Regions from separate parts of the Homo sapiens genome. Here region 2 is linked to region 1. Evidence: read pairs that join two places in POLR2A ChIA-PET (ENCODE). Cell type or tissue: Caco-2. All regions are shown on one strand. Each heading gives the region's core, and the rest is flanking DNA. Links, peaks and the distances in the headings are about the cores only. Region 1 overlaps ACO2 (aconitase 2). Region 2 overlaps LOC105373044 (a long non-coding RNA gene).

The links. Peaks named below come from ENCODE experiments on the same cell type or tissue, not always from the same donor. Only the 100,000 strongest peaks of a DNase experiment are listed, where the experiment ranks them.
Region 2: POLR2A ChIA-PET joins it to region 1 with 7 read pairs; 6 of 35 experiments call an interaction of 5 or more read pairs at or near these places.

Annotation. Positions count from the first base shown.
Region 1 is chr22:41,485,766-41,493,115 of GRCh38, forward strand. The region is part of intron 1 of ACO2 (aconitase 2); the gene reads left to right. Among named protein-coding and RNA genes, the nearest start is that of ACO2, 20 kb to the left of the region's middle. In Caco-2, for the core only: no CTCF peak of the experiment used is centred there; no DNase peak of the experiment used is centred there.
Region 2 is chr22:41,545,566-41,552,915 of GRCh38, forward strand. LOC105373044 (a long non-coding RNA gene) reads right to left here. Exons shown (of 2, transcript NR_134631.1): 2 at 6,144-6,323. Among named protein-coding and RNA genes, the nearest start is that of POLR3H, 4.8 kb to the left of the region's middle. In Caco-2, for the core only: no CTCF peak of the experiment used is centred there; a DNase peak (open chromatin) is centred at 4,000.

The sequences.
Region 1 (7,350 bases), core at 1,990-4,489:
TAGTACAGACCGGGTTTCTCCATGTTGGTCAGGCTGGTCTCAAACTCCCGACCTCAGGTGATCCGCCTTTCTTGGCCTCCCAAAGTGCTGGGATTACAGGCTCGAGCCACCGTGCCTGGCCTCCTGCTTTGTCTTTTACACCCCAGCATTTTGAGTGATTGGCAGCTTCTGCATGCTTCACTTGGTGAGTCTCTGTGTGCATGCTGTGTGTTCTCTTCACCTGCCCTGCAAATGCCTGGTTGCCCTCTGCGACCCTGCTCAGGCGCTGCTCTCTCTGTGAAGCCTTGTGGAAACATCCCAGGCAGAGCTTCTCATTCTCTGTGCTCCACTCCTGCCCCTTGTGTGTGTGTGTGTCCTTCTTTCAAAGGTTACAGTGAGGTTTTGCATTTACTTCCTGATCTTGGCTAGACTGAGGCATATTAGTCTAGTGACTGTCTCACTCTTCTTGGTATCTGAGTCCTATTGCTTGGCACATAATAGAGTGCAAATGTGCTGCTAGGAAAGAGGGTACACGATAAGCTACTGTCAACCTCTTCTTTTTTTTTTGAGACGGAGTCTCGCTCTGTCACCCAGGCTGGAGTGCAGTGGTGTAATCTTGGCTCACTGCAACCTCTGCCTCCCAGGTTCAAGCGATTCTCCTGCCTCAGCCTCCCAAGTAGCTGGGACTACAGGTGTGTGCCACCACGCCCGGCTAACTTTTTGTATTTTTTTTTTTTTTTTTTTGAGACGGAGTCTTACTCTGTCGCCCAGGCTGGAGTGCAGTGGCGCGATCTCTGCTCACTGCAAGCTCCACCTCCCAGGTTCATGCCATTCTCCTACCTCAGCCTCCCAAGTAGCTGGGAGTACAGGCACCCGCCACCGTGCCCGGCCAATTTTTTGTATTTTTAGTAGAGACGGGGTTTCACCATGTTAGCCAGGATGGTCTCGATCTCCTGACGTTGTGATCCGCTCGCCTCGGCCTCCCAAAGTGCTGGGATTACAGGCGTGAGCCATTGCTCCCGGCCCATTGTGTAGCATTTCTACACCTTCAAGGTCCCTCGTGATACCTGGTTCCTTTTTGTCTCCTCAGTCTTATTTTCTGCCATTTCTTCTTCACTTTGCCACAACCAAGCTGCTTTTCTTTTGTTTTCTTTTTTTTGAGACAGTCTGTCTCTGTCGCCCAGGCTGGAGTGCAGTGGCGCCATCTCGGCTCACTGTAGCTTCCGCCTCCCAGGTTCCAGTGATTCTCCTGCCTCAGCCTCCCGAGTAGCTGGGATTACAGGCGCCCACCACTACGTCCGGCTAATTTTTGTATTTTTGATAGAGACAGGGTTTCACCATGTTGACCAGGCTGGTCTCGAACTCCTGTCCTCAGGTGATTCACCCACCTCAGCCTCCCAGAGTGCTGAGATGACAGGCATGAGCCACCGTGCTTGGCTGCTTTTCTTTTCTTTCAGTTGCAAGTGCTTTCTTGCACATGCTGTTCTCTCTGTGCCAAATTCCCTGGACTCCTTCCCCTAAAGCCCATTTGTTTAGCCTCAGATCAAACATCACTTTCTTGGAGAAGCCCTTCCCCCATTCTGGATTAAGCTGTCCAGCTTTATGCTGTTACAGCAGCTTAACTTTTTATCACAGCACTTCTCTCACATAGTCACTTACACAGTCCCTTGAGTGATGACTTGACATGTTTTCTCACCTAAAATTCAGGCACCACAACACATAGTCTGGGACTGGAGAAACATTTAATGAATCAGGAAGACGTTAGTTTAAATTGGGGAGGTAGTATGGGAGGGAAAGCATTGACTTGATAATTGGAGGGCTTGAATTCTGCCCCTAACTTCTGTTAACTAGGTATGTGACCTTGGCATTCATATCCTCATCTGTCAAACAAAGAAAAAATTCTTGGTGATCTGGGGTCATCTTGAGTTGTGATAATCTATACTTCTAGATGAATCATCAAATTAACACAGCTCTAGAGGGCTGCTTATCTAGGATGAGAATCCACCTGCCTGCTTGGCCTCTCCACTTGGGTATCAGATAGTCCAATGTCCAGAACCAAACTCCTGATCTCACCGTGCATGCCTGCTCTTCCCGTTGCCTTCCCCATTTCGTTTATAGCAACCCATTTTCCCAGTTACTTAGGTCCAAAACCTAAGTTATATTCTTGATTCCTTCTCTCACACCCCTTGGCCAACTTTTCAGCAAATCCTACTATTATTACCTTCAAAATATATGCATCTCTAGCCAGTTTTTTTGAACTTGAACTCAAACATGATCTGGTTTGAGCCTGATAAAATCTTGCCTACTTTTGCGCTTGATTGCTCATATTTCTGTGGCCTCACTGAATCTTGCACCTAATGTGCACAATAGCAACTATAATACTACAGCACTTTCTGTTTTGGTGTCTTCCTTATTCTACCAGATGGTAATCCTGACGGTAGGGGCCCCATGGTGGTGTTCCCAGTGTCCAATGTGGTACAACTAGGCATCCCTCAGGTGCGCTATAGCAGATGGGACGTGGGCATGTCAAGATAGTGAGCCCTGGCTTTACCCTACCCTAGCAGGGTGACATGCTGAGCCTGCCGGTTGCCTCCTGGCAGCAGTTTAGTCTGCTTACTGCTCTGTGGTGTCCAAATGTATTATTTTGTTAATGTGCCTTAACTTGGAAAAGCTTGGAAGCCTCATGGTAACAGCATTTGGCACCTAGGAAGGTATTCATTGTTAAATGAATTCTTTGTTAAGTGAGGTAGACTACAGGGATCATTCTCCCTGTTTTATAGAAGAAAGAGTAAGCTGTGTGACCAGCCAGTGGCCTGATCATAATCGAGTGCTGTTCTGAGTCTCATGTGCGTTCTGGGGCAACACACTGGGTTGCATTTCACATGTGCACACATGTAGCTCGTTGCTTCCTTACCTGCATGTACATGAAGGTGAAGGCTGTGGCTAAGCCAGAAGGGCCTGGGTTCTGGGGGTTTCTTCCTTGATACAGATAAATCCATTCTGACATTGCTGTGCTTTCCTCCAGGCCTTTGGGGATTAAGGGGGTTTACTGGAGAGCCTGCTTGCTGGGGAGGAATATTTATAGACTGTGAGCTGGAAGGAACTTTGGAGAACATCAGGTTCAGTGGTTACCAGATGTGGCTATCTCAGAGTAACCTGGTAATCTTTTACTGATGCTTAGGCCCTACTGCAGGTGATCTGGTTCAGAGCTCTGGGAGTGATAGGGCTTAGAAGCTGAGTTTTTACAAAACCTTCCAGGTGATTTTGATACAGCTGGAATAATCCAGTTCCTCCTCCTCCCCTTTTTTTTTTGAGATAAGATCTTGCTCTGTGGTCCAGGCTGGAGTGCAGTGGCACACATGATCACAGCCCACTGCAGCCTTGACCTTCTGGACTAAAGCTGTCCTTCCATCTCAGCATCTCAGGGAGCTGGGACTACAGGCGTGTGCCACCTTGCTCGGCTAATTTTGTTTATCCTTTGTGGAGACAGGGTCTCACTGTGTTGTCCAGGCTGGTCTCAAACTCCTGGGCTCAAACCATCCTTCTGCCTTGGCCTCCCAAAGTGCTGGGATTACAGGTGTTGTGAGCCCTGCACTGGCCAAATAATAATACTCTTAATAGTAATACCCAGACCACATTCTTAATTTCTTCCAAAATGTCTTTGATAGCTATCTGTTTCCAAATCGAGATCTAATAAAAAACATACATTGCATTTGTTTTTCCATTTCTGCCTGTCTTAATCTACAGCAGCACCCCCGCTCCCTGCCCCAGCACTTTCTTCCCCATGACATTGACTCTTTGAAGAGACCAGGCCAGTTTTCCTGTAGAATGTCCACCTTCTGGGTTTCATTGTTCTTTTTTCCTCCTGCATTTCCCTTACTCTGGAGGTAAGGTTCCAAAGCTTGCTTAGATGCAGGTTAAACATTCTGGGCAAGACTTCTTTATAGGTGAGGCCGTGTCACCAGGAGGCACCGGTGTCGGGTGGTCCTGCTGTCGGTGGTGCCGTGTTTGATCTCTGGGTTAAAATGGTGGTAATCAGATCCTGCTATTGTAAAGGTACATTTTTTTTTTCCTTTTCCTTCATAGTGATAACTTCCTGTAAGTAAACTTGCTGAAACAAAGGGTTTGCACATTTCAAAAAACCAAAACGCTTTTGATTATTGTCAAATTGCCGCTAAACAATTCTGCTATTCTATATTTTAAGGAGTATGCTTTTCTTCACTATTTGCCTGGTTTATTTTTTCTTTTTCTGATTACAAAAGAAATGTATATATCATGCAACATTTAAAAGTTACAGGCCGGGCACGGTGTCTTACACCTGTAATCCTAGCACTTTGGGAGGCCCAGGCGGATGGATCACCTGAGGTCAGGAGTTCAAGACCAGCCTGGCAAACATGGTGAAACCCTGTCTTTACTAAAAATACAAAAATTAGCTGGGCGTGGTAGCACGTGCCTGTAGTCCCAGCTACTCAGTGGGGGGCTAAGGCAGGAGAATCGCTTAAACCCGGGAGGCGGAGGTTGCAGCCAGCCGAGACTGCGCCACTGCACTCCAGCCTGGGCGACAGAGCAAGACTCTGTGTCAAAAAAAAAAATTGTGGTCAAATCTAACAGAAAATTTGACATTTTAACCACTTTCAGTGTTCAATTCATTAGTACTAATTATGTTCATAATGTTGTGCAACCATCACCATTATCTTCTTTGTAAACAGCTGTAGAGTGGCATTCCATGGTGCATGAGCCAGAATTTATTCAATCAGTGCCCTGTGTATGGACAATTGGGTTGTTCTCTTAAAAACAGCGCCGCGGACAGTACCTTTGCCTGTCTCTCTGCTCTTTTATATATTTTAATTAGATAGTTTCCTGGAAGAGGGAAAGCTAGTCAAAGAGTGCAAACACTTTACATTTTAATATGTATTACCTAATTGTCTTTCAAAATGTTGAACCTCTTTACAGTCTAACTAAAAGCATCTAAGACTGATAAAGTATTGATTTGCCTTGATAACTGTTGGCTCTCACAAGACTAACTCAACCTGCTCTGTATTTTAATCCTGCTTAGTAAGGAAGAGCTGGTTGGGAAAGTAGAAGCAACATCCCTTTTTTTAACTAATTGGTATTTATGTAACACCTCCTGTGTATCGGGCTTGCTTTTCAGGCCGGGGGATTTTAGTTATGAATAAACAGAGACAATCTCTCCCTAGTGGAGCTTACAGACTAAAATATTTGGAGACAGACATCATCTCATGAATGAAGTCAAGGAGAGGTAAAGGGCATATATAATAGGAGGCTCTCATAGGGCTGGGGATTCGGAGAAGGATTCCCTGAGAAAGTGAAATGTATTTGGAGTTTGATGGATCAACTGGATGTTCCCTAGGCAAAGGGCAGACTGGGAATGGAGGTGGACAGCAAACATTCCAAGCAGAAGAAAAACTGCATCTGTAAAGACCTGTGGCAGGTCCCTTTAGAATGTGTTCTGGCCAAGGAGGTTCATCATGTTCAGTGCCCTTGAGGAAGGCGGGTTCTGAATTTCCCAGATACCAGATAGATGAGATCCCACTGCCAGGGGCCCATGAGCAGAAGGGGTTTGAGAGGGATGGGAGACTTTCCAAGGCAAATTCTAACAAATTACAAATAATCTGGAGAGGAGAAAGAGAGGCACCTAAATAAATCAGTTTAGAGTTTTAGAATGACTTGTCCAAAGTTGGAAGGGGGTCAGGTAACCAAGGAGGAACAGTGCAGAGCAGCTGGAATACATCAGAAGGGGGTCAGGAATGCCAAAGGACCTGATGAGCTAAGGCTTCTGGAAAATGCTAATCAGCCACAAGGGCCTTTAAAACTGTCTGCAGTAAGAAAAATAAGAAGAGGCATGCTGTTTCTGGCAACATCCAGAGAACGAACACAATGTCACCACTTCTAGTTTTACGTTCATCTCCTTTATGGAGGAAACAATATAGTATAACACATGTGGAGTGCTTTTATTATGAATAGGCCATATGCCAAGCACTTTATGTAGATGATTTCATTTTTATCAATGCTGTGAAGTTTATCTTCATTTTATTTATGGCAAAACTAAGATGTGGGGAGCTTAAATAACTTCCCCAGGGTCACAGCAGTTAAGTGGTGGAGCTGGGTTGGGCAATCTGACTATAGTTCTTCAATCCGAACTACCACACTGTTCTGGGAAAGGAGGGGCCATATGAGGTGAGAGGGACTGGCCGAGATTCTAGAGGTAGCAGGATCTAGAAGAAGTGATCCATCACAGAAGGAGAGACCTGAGCTTGCATCCTGGAGTCAACTGCATACCAGCTATCGAATTCTGACTTACCTCCCTGATCTCCAGTTTCCACATCTGTGAGATGGGAATAAGTTACTTGCACTGTTATATTGGGAATTCAAAATAGGCACAGAAAGTGCTTGGCATGGAACAGATGCTTAATTAGTAATTTTTAATTTTTATTCTAAAAGCAGGGTAAATACCCAAAGCTAGTCTTTTATTTATTTATTTAACATATGAGAGATATGTGGTCCATGAATGAATGATATGTGGTGTCTTAGTCCATTTTGTGTTGCTATAACAGAATATCACATACTGGGTAATTTATAAAGGAATTTAGGCCGGGCGTAGTGGCTCATGCCTGTAATCCCTGCACTTTGGGAGGCCGAGGCAGGCGGATCACCTGAGGTCAGGAGTTTGAGACCAGCCTGGCCAACATGATGAAACCCCGTCTCTACTAAAAATACAAAAAATTAGGCCAGGCGCAGTGGCTTATGCATATAATCCGAATACTTTGAGAGGCAGAGGCAGGCAGATCACCTGAGTTTGGGAGTTAAAGACCAGCCTGACCAACATGGTGAAACCCCGTCTTTACTAAAAATACAAAATTAGCTGGGTGTGCTGGTGCATGCCTGTAATCCCAGTTACTCGGGAGGCTGAGGCAGGAGACTCGCTTGAACCTGGGAGGCAGAGGTTACCGTGAGCCGAGATCACGCCATTGCACTCCAGCCTGGGCAACAAGAGCTAAACTCCATCTCAAAAAAAATAAAAAAAGAAAATTAGCCAGGCGTCATGGCAGGCGCCTGTAATCCCAGCTACTCAGGAGGCTGAGGCGGAAGAATATCTTGAACCTGGGAGGCGGAGGTTGCAGTGAGACGAGATAGCGCCACTGTACTCCAACCTGGGCAACAAATGTGAAACTCCGTCTCAAAAAAAGAAAAGAAAAGAAAAGGAATTTATTTCTTACAGTTCTGGAGGATGGGAAGTCCGAGATTGAGGGGCTGCATCTGGTGAGGGCCATCATGCTGTGTCATCACTTAGCAGAAGGCGTAAGGGCAAGAGAGAGGGGAGGAAGGGGGCCGGATTTATCCCTTTATCAG
Region 2 (7,350 bases), core at 2,519-5,018, 60 kb after region 1:
TATACTGTAGTGGGTTTTTTTGTTTGTTTGTTTGTTTGAGACGGAGGATCGCTCTGTCGCCCAGGCTGGAGTGCAGTGGCGCGATCTTGGCTCACTGCAAGCTCCGCCTCTCGGGTTCACGCCATTCTCCTGCCTTAGCCTCCCGAGTAGCTGAGACTACAGGCGCCCACCATCACGCCTGGCTAATTTTTCGTATTTTTTTTTAGTAGAGACGAGGTTTCACCGTGTTAGCCAGGATGGTCTCGATCTCCTGACCTCATGATCTGCCCACCTCAGCCTTCCAAAGTGCTGGGATTACAGGTGTGAGCCACCGCGCCCGGGCTTGTAGTGTGTTTTAACCAAAATAACAATTTAGGTACTTACAAAAGATACTTGGGGTAAATGACAGAGGCACTTGGAAATGTATGGTGCCTTAATTTGCTGATTTCACAAGCATAGTGATCTCTCAGTGACACTGGCTGCAGTGATGCTAAATGTGGCCTTCCCTGCATCTATGATTTTATTTTTAGGTGTGCTTCTATAGGATTTGAGGTACTTGAGGACAGCAGCAAATGCTACTTCAGCTCTTTATTCCCACAATCCCCTAACACATTCCTAGGAAGCATTGAGTAAAGGTGTTTAGGGATTACCATTAATTCTTCCTCTCAAATGTTTCCTCTTCATTCCACTCCCACTGCTATTGCTTCGGTTCAGGCCTTTTCTTTTTTTTTTCTTTTGAGACGGAATCTTGCTCTGTCGCCCAGACTGGAGTGCAGTGGCATGATCTCAGCTCAATGCAACCTCCACCTCCTGGGTTCAAGCGATTCTCCTGCCTCAGCTTCCCAAATAGCTGGAATTACAGGTGCCCACCACCACACTTAGCTAACTTTTGTATTTTTAGATAAGATTTCACCATGTTGGCCAGGCTGGTTTCGAACTCCTGACCTCAGGTGATCCCCCCCATCTTGGCCTCTCAAAGTGCTGAGATTACAGGCATGAGCCACCGTGACTAGCCAATATCTGGTCATTTAAAAGTATGTGGCGGGGCCAGGCGTGGTGGTTCACACCTGTAATCCCATCACTTTGGGAGGCCGAGGTGGGTGGATCACAAGGTCAGGAGATTGAGACTATCCTGGCTAACACGGTGAAACTCTGTCTCTACTAAAAATACAAAAAAAAAAAAAAAAAAAAAAAAGTAGCCGGGCGTGGTGGCACGCGCCTGTGGTCCCAGCTACTTGGGAGGCTGAGGCAGAAGAATCACTTGAACCCGGGAGGCAGAGGTTGCAGTGAGCTGAGATCACACCACTGCACTCCAGCCTGGCGACAAAGTGAGACTCCGTCTCAAAAAAAAAAAGTGTGTGGTGGCCAGGCGTGTGGCTCATGCCTGTAATCCCAGCACTTTGGGAGGCCAAGGTGGGCGGATCACCTGAGGTCAGGAGTTCAAGACCAGCCTGACCAACATGGAGAAACCCCGTCTCTACTAAATACAAAATTAGCCGGGCGTGGTGGCGCATGCCTGTAATCCCAGCTACTCAGGAAGGCTGAGGCAGAAGAATCGCTTGAACCCAGGAGGTGGCGGTTCTGGTGAGCAGAGATCGCGCTATTGTACTCCAGCTTCGGCAACAAGAGCAAAACTCCATCTTGAAAAAAAAAGTGTGTAGCACCTCCCTCCTCCCACTCTCTCTCTTGCTCCTCTTTTCCCCATGTGATGTGCCTGCTCCTCCTTTGATTTCCGATATCATGGGAAGCTTCCCGAGGCATCCCTGGAAGCTGAGCCTATGCCAGTACCATGCTTGCTGTAAAGCCTGTGGAACCATGAGCCAACTAAACCTATTTTTTTTTTTTTGAGACGGATTCTTGCTCTGTCGCCCAGGCTGGAGTGCAGTGGCATGATCTCGGCTCACTGCAAGCTCCACCTCCCGGGTTCATGCCATTCTCCTGCCTCAGCCTCCCAAGTAGCTAGGACTACAGGCACCCGCTACCACGCCCAGCTAGTTTTTTGTATTTTTAGTAGAGATGAGGTTTCACCGTGTTAGTCAGGATGGCCTCGATCTCCTCACCTCATGATCCACCCGCCTTGGGCTCCCAAAGTGCTGGGATTACAGGCGTGAGCCACCGTGCCCAGCCAGCCTATTTTCTTTATAAATTAACCAGCTCTGTTGCCCAGGCTGGAGTGCAGTGGCGCTATCAGGGCTCACTGCAACCTCCACCTCCCCATTTCAAGCGATTCTTCTGCCTCAGCCTCCAGACTAGCTGGGATTACAGGCGTGCACCACCACACCTGGATAATTTTGGTACTTTCAGTAGAGACAAGGTTTTGCCATGTTGGCCAGGCTGGTCTGAAACTCTTGACCTCAAGTGATCCTCAGCTTCGGCCTCCCAAAGTGCTGGGATTACAGGCATGAGCCACCACTACCAGCCAGGTATTTCTTTTTTCTTTCTTTTTTTTTTTGTGCGTGTCACCCAGGTTGGAGTGCAGAGGTGCCATCTCAGCTCACCGCAACCTCCGCCTCCTGAGTTCAAGCGATTCTCCTGCCTCAGCCTCCTGAGTGGCTGAGAGTATAGGCACATGCCACCACGACTGGCTAATTTTTGTAGTTTTAGTAGACACGGGGTTTCACCATGTTGACCAGGCTTGTCTCAAACTCATGACCTCAGGTGATCTGCCTGCCTCGGCCTCCCAAAGTGCTGGGATTACAGGCGTGAGCCACCACGCCAGGCCCAGGTATTTCTTTATAGCAACGTGAGAACAGCCCAAAACAGAACCCACATGTGATGCTGTTCTCATTCATTCGTGCATTCATTCAACATACTGTTGTGTACAGTTGTTGGAGATGCAATGCAGAAGAAAAACTGGGCCTCAAACCGAGCTTCAACTCAGAGCACTTGGTGCTGGAGTTGGGGGGCAGCAGGGTGGGCACTGAGAGAAAGAGCGAGTTTGTACTCTCAGGTAATTAAAAGTATTTGGAGCCAGGCACAGTGGCTCATGCCTATAATCCCAACATTTTGGGAGGCCGAGGCAGGAGGATTGCTTAAGGTCAGTTTGAGACCAGCCTGGGTAACAAAGTGAGATACTGTCTCTACTAAAAAAATAAAATAATTAGCTGGGTGTGATGGCACTTGCCTGTAGTCCTAGCTACTTGGGAGGCTTAGTTGGGAGGATTGCTTGAGCCCAGGAATTTGAGGCTTCAGTGAGCTTTGATCATGCCACTGCCCTCCAGCCTGGGTGACAGAGCAAGACTCTGTCTCTGAAATAAATAATAATATTCGGGCTGATTTACATGGGAGATGACAACTGGTAAGCTAAGAGGTTAGAGACCTAAGCAGCATCCAGATCAGAGGGCCTTATGATTATATTAACAGCTAACATTCATGAGCACTTACTATATGTCAAGTACTACTTAGGTGCTTTATATGCATTAAGTTTGATCCTCAGAACAGCTGTATACAGTAGGAGCTATCATCGTTATCTCACTTGCCCAATTGTCTCATTTTGCCTCATCTAAGGTAAACAGAGGTTAAGTAGGTCATTCAAGGTCATACAGCCAGTAAGTGGCAAACCTGGGACCCAGGCCCCAGAGTCCCTAATCACGACCACCAGGCTGTGCCCCGCCATGACGTTAGAAGTCAGGAGTTCGAGACCAGCCTGGCCAACCTGGTGAAACCCTGTCTCTACTAAAAATACAAAATTAACTGGGCATGGTGGCGCATGCCTGTAATTCCAGCTACTCAGGAGGCTGAGGCAGAATCACTTGAGCCTGGGAGGCAGAGGTTGCAGTGAGCCGAGATTGCGCCATTGCACTCCAGCCTGGGTGACAAGAGTGAAGCACTGTCTCAAAAGAAAAAAAAAAAAAGAAGGCTAGGATAGGAAAATAACACAGGGACATATCACCTGGGTAGACAGCAAATGGGAAGGGGCTGGAGCGGAGGCAGGACCAGGAAGGAGGTTATTGTGTGGCCGCAGCAAGAGATGGTCAGAGCAAGGCTGGTAGCCATGGAGAGTAACGCTGGTCAGAGTCCAGAGGTCTTCAGGGGGTGGAATGGGTGGGATGACCTGGAGGACAGAAGTGGGAGGAGCCGACGCCTGTGGGCTTTAGCCTTCACCTCTGAGATGGGAAACTGCAGCGGGGCCAGGCTGGGGGCAAGGGGCCAGAGCTGAAGCGGTCAGTGTGTGGGTTACCAGGCTACTGTTACAGTATTCCGCTCACAGGATTGCAACAGTGATGTGTTGGCACGTTTGGTTTACTCATTGGTAAAACCAGAGATCAGGCCTCTTTATGAATTCTCCATGTTGCTCCATGGAAGGTTTGAGGTACAAAAACACACAAGCGGGCCGGGCGCAGTGGCTCACGCCTCTAATCCCAGCACTTTGGGAGGCCAAAACAGGTAGATCACAAGGTCAGGAGATCAAGACCATCCTGGCTAACATGGTAAAACCCCGTCTCTACCAAAAATACAAAAAATTAGCCGGGCGTGGTGGCGGGAGCCTGTAGTCCCAGCTACTCAGGAGGCTGAGGCAGGAGAATGGCGTGAACCCGGGAGGCAGAGCTTGCAGTGAGCCGAGATCGTGCCACCACACTCCAGCCTGGGTGACAGAGCGAGACTCCGTCTCAAAAAAAAAAAAAACCAACAAAAAAAAAACCACCACAAGTGGCTTCATTTTCAAGCTCCGTGACCACAGAGCTTCTCTACCTATTGCGTCCCTGCATGTGCTCTGGCCTAACCCAGTGTCTGATACATGTTATTTGAATGAACAAAATAATAATAAAAGAATTGGCCGGGCGCAGTGGCTCACGCCTGTAATCCCAGCACTTTGGGAGGCCAAGGCAGGTGGATCACAAGGCCAGGAGTTCAAGAACATCCTGGCCAAGATGGTGAAACCCCATCTCTACTAAAAATACAAAAAATTAGCCAGGCACGGTGGCATGTGCCTATAATCCCAGCTACTCAGGAGGCTGAGGCAGGAGAATCGCTTGAACTTGGAGGGCAGAGGTTGCAGTGAGCTGAGATCATGCCACTGCACTCCAGCCTGGGCGACAGAGTGAGACTCTGTCTAAAAAAAAAAAAAAAAAAGAATTGCTGAAAGTATAGGAGTGAGGGAGAAATAGGGCTGGAAACTCACCAAGGCAGGAGAAAGAGAGTCACTCAGGATGACTAGGAGCATAGCATTTCCATGCCACAGCACACGAGTTGAGCACCTGCAGGGATGCCCATGACCCTCTCAGTGCCCCACGGCCTCTCTGTAAAAGGGAAGCAGCAATAGATCCCATCTCAAATGACTGTCCATCAGCAGAGTGCTGGCTGAAAAAAAAAACATGGTACATCACATACCAGAAAAATGTGAAGCCATGAAAAAGAATGAGAATGTCCTTTGTGTATTGATATAGAATGATATTTAGGATATATTGTTAAATCCAAAAATACAAGGTGCAGAGCACTGTGTAATGGTGTAATGGGATGTTACCATTTGTGTAAAAAAGGGAGAAAAATAATTATCTAATATTATTTTATGCAGAAAATAGCTCTGAAGGGTTCATAAGAAGTGGATTACACTGGTTGTCTCCGGAGTAAGGAATGAACAGCTGAAGCGGGGTGAGGGGCAGTGGGAGGGGAGAGAATTTTTTCCTAAATGCACTTTGGAATCTTTTTTTTTTTTTTTTTTTTTTTTTAAAGAGACAAGGTCTTGGCCCGGCGCAGTGGCTCACACTTGTAATCCCAGCACTTTGGGAGGCCGAGGCGGCTAGATCATCTGATGTCAGGATTTCGAGACCAGCCTGGCCAACATACCCCATCTCTACTAAAATTACAAAAAATAAGCCGGGCATGGTGGCGGGCGCCTCTAATTCCAGCTACTCGGGAGGCTGAGGCAGGAGAATCACTTGAACCCAGGAGGCAAAAGTTGCAGCAAGCCGAGGTCATGCCATTGCACTCCAGCCTGGGCAACAAGAGCGAAACTCTGTCTAAAAAACAAACAAACAAACAAACAAACAAACAAAAAACAGAGAGAGAGAGAGACAAGGTCTCACTCTGTCATCCAGGTTGGAGTGCAGCAGTGTGATCATAGCTCACTGCAGCCTCAAACTCCTGGGCTCAAGCAATCCCCCAGTCTTAGCCTCCTGCATGGCTGTAGCTGTGTACTATAGGCACGTACCACTCCACCCGGCTAATTTTTTTATTTTTTATTTTTGTAGGAATGGTGTCTCACTATGTTGCCCACGCTGGTCTCGAACTCTTGAGCTCAAGTGATCTTCCCTCCTCGGCCTCCCAAAGTGCTGGCATTAGAGGTGTGAGCCATTGTGCCCGGCCAGGAATCTTCTTTGTGTGGGATCATGGGACTATATTACCTGTTCAAAATGAATAAAACAAAATTTAAAAAGCAATTAAGATTTTTTTTCACATCTTAAAAAAAAAGCTTCTCTTGGCCCCCTTTCCTGGCTCCCTTTTCCTCCAGTGAATGCTCCATTTTTCTGCTCCCTTTACTAGCAAAACTGCTTGAAACAGTCGTCTGTACTTGTTGGGTCCCTTCCAAACCTCTCTTCTCTCTCCGACCTGCTTCAGCCAGGGTTCTGCCCCTGCTGCTCCAGGGAATATGCTTCCTGAGGGTCATTAATGGACTCCGTGTTGCCAAATCAGTGGTAATTCTGTCCTCAGTGGCAGTTTTTGTCCCAGAAGGTCAGACACCCTTTCCCCTGTGGCCCAGCCATGTTCTCCACCCACCTCACAGACTCCTCTCTCGGCCTCACAACAATGGTGGGCCTTGGGCTCACTTTCGGTTCTGGGTACACTCCTGCGGGTACCATGCCTCCACACAGCACCTGCCGCTCATGTCTCCACCCCTTCCTGCCAGCCTAGCCTCTCTCCCTGAGCACGGACTCCACAGCTCCATCTGGTCACTCGAGTTTAACATGCGTCACAGTGGGACTCCTGGCTGGCCCTCCCAACAAACCTGCTCTTATTCATCTTCCCTGTCTCTTTTTTTTTTTTTTTTTTTTTGAGACAAGGTCTGTCGCCAAGGCTGGAATGTAGTATTGAGATCCTCCCACTTCAGCCTCTCCAGTAGCTGAGACTACAGGCGTGCACCACCATACTCAGCTAATTTTTGTATTTTTTATATTTATTTATTATTTATTTATTTATTTATTTTTGAGACAGAGTTTCACTCTTGTTGCCCAGGCTGGAGTATAATAGTGTGATCTCGGCTCACTGCAACTTCCGCCTCCAGGGTTCAAGTGATTCTCCTGGCTCAGCATCCCAAGTAGCTGGGATTACAGGCATGTGCCACCACGCCTGGCTAATTTTTTGAATTTTTTTAGTAGAGACAGGGTTTCACCATGTTGGTCAGGCTGGTCTCGAATCCCTGACCTCAGGTGA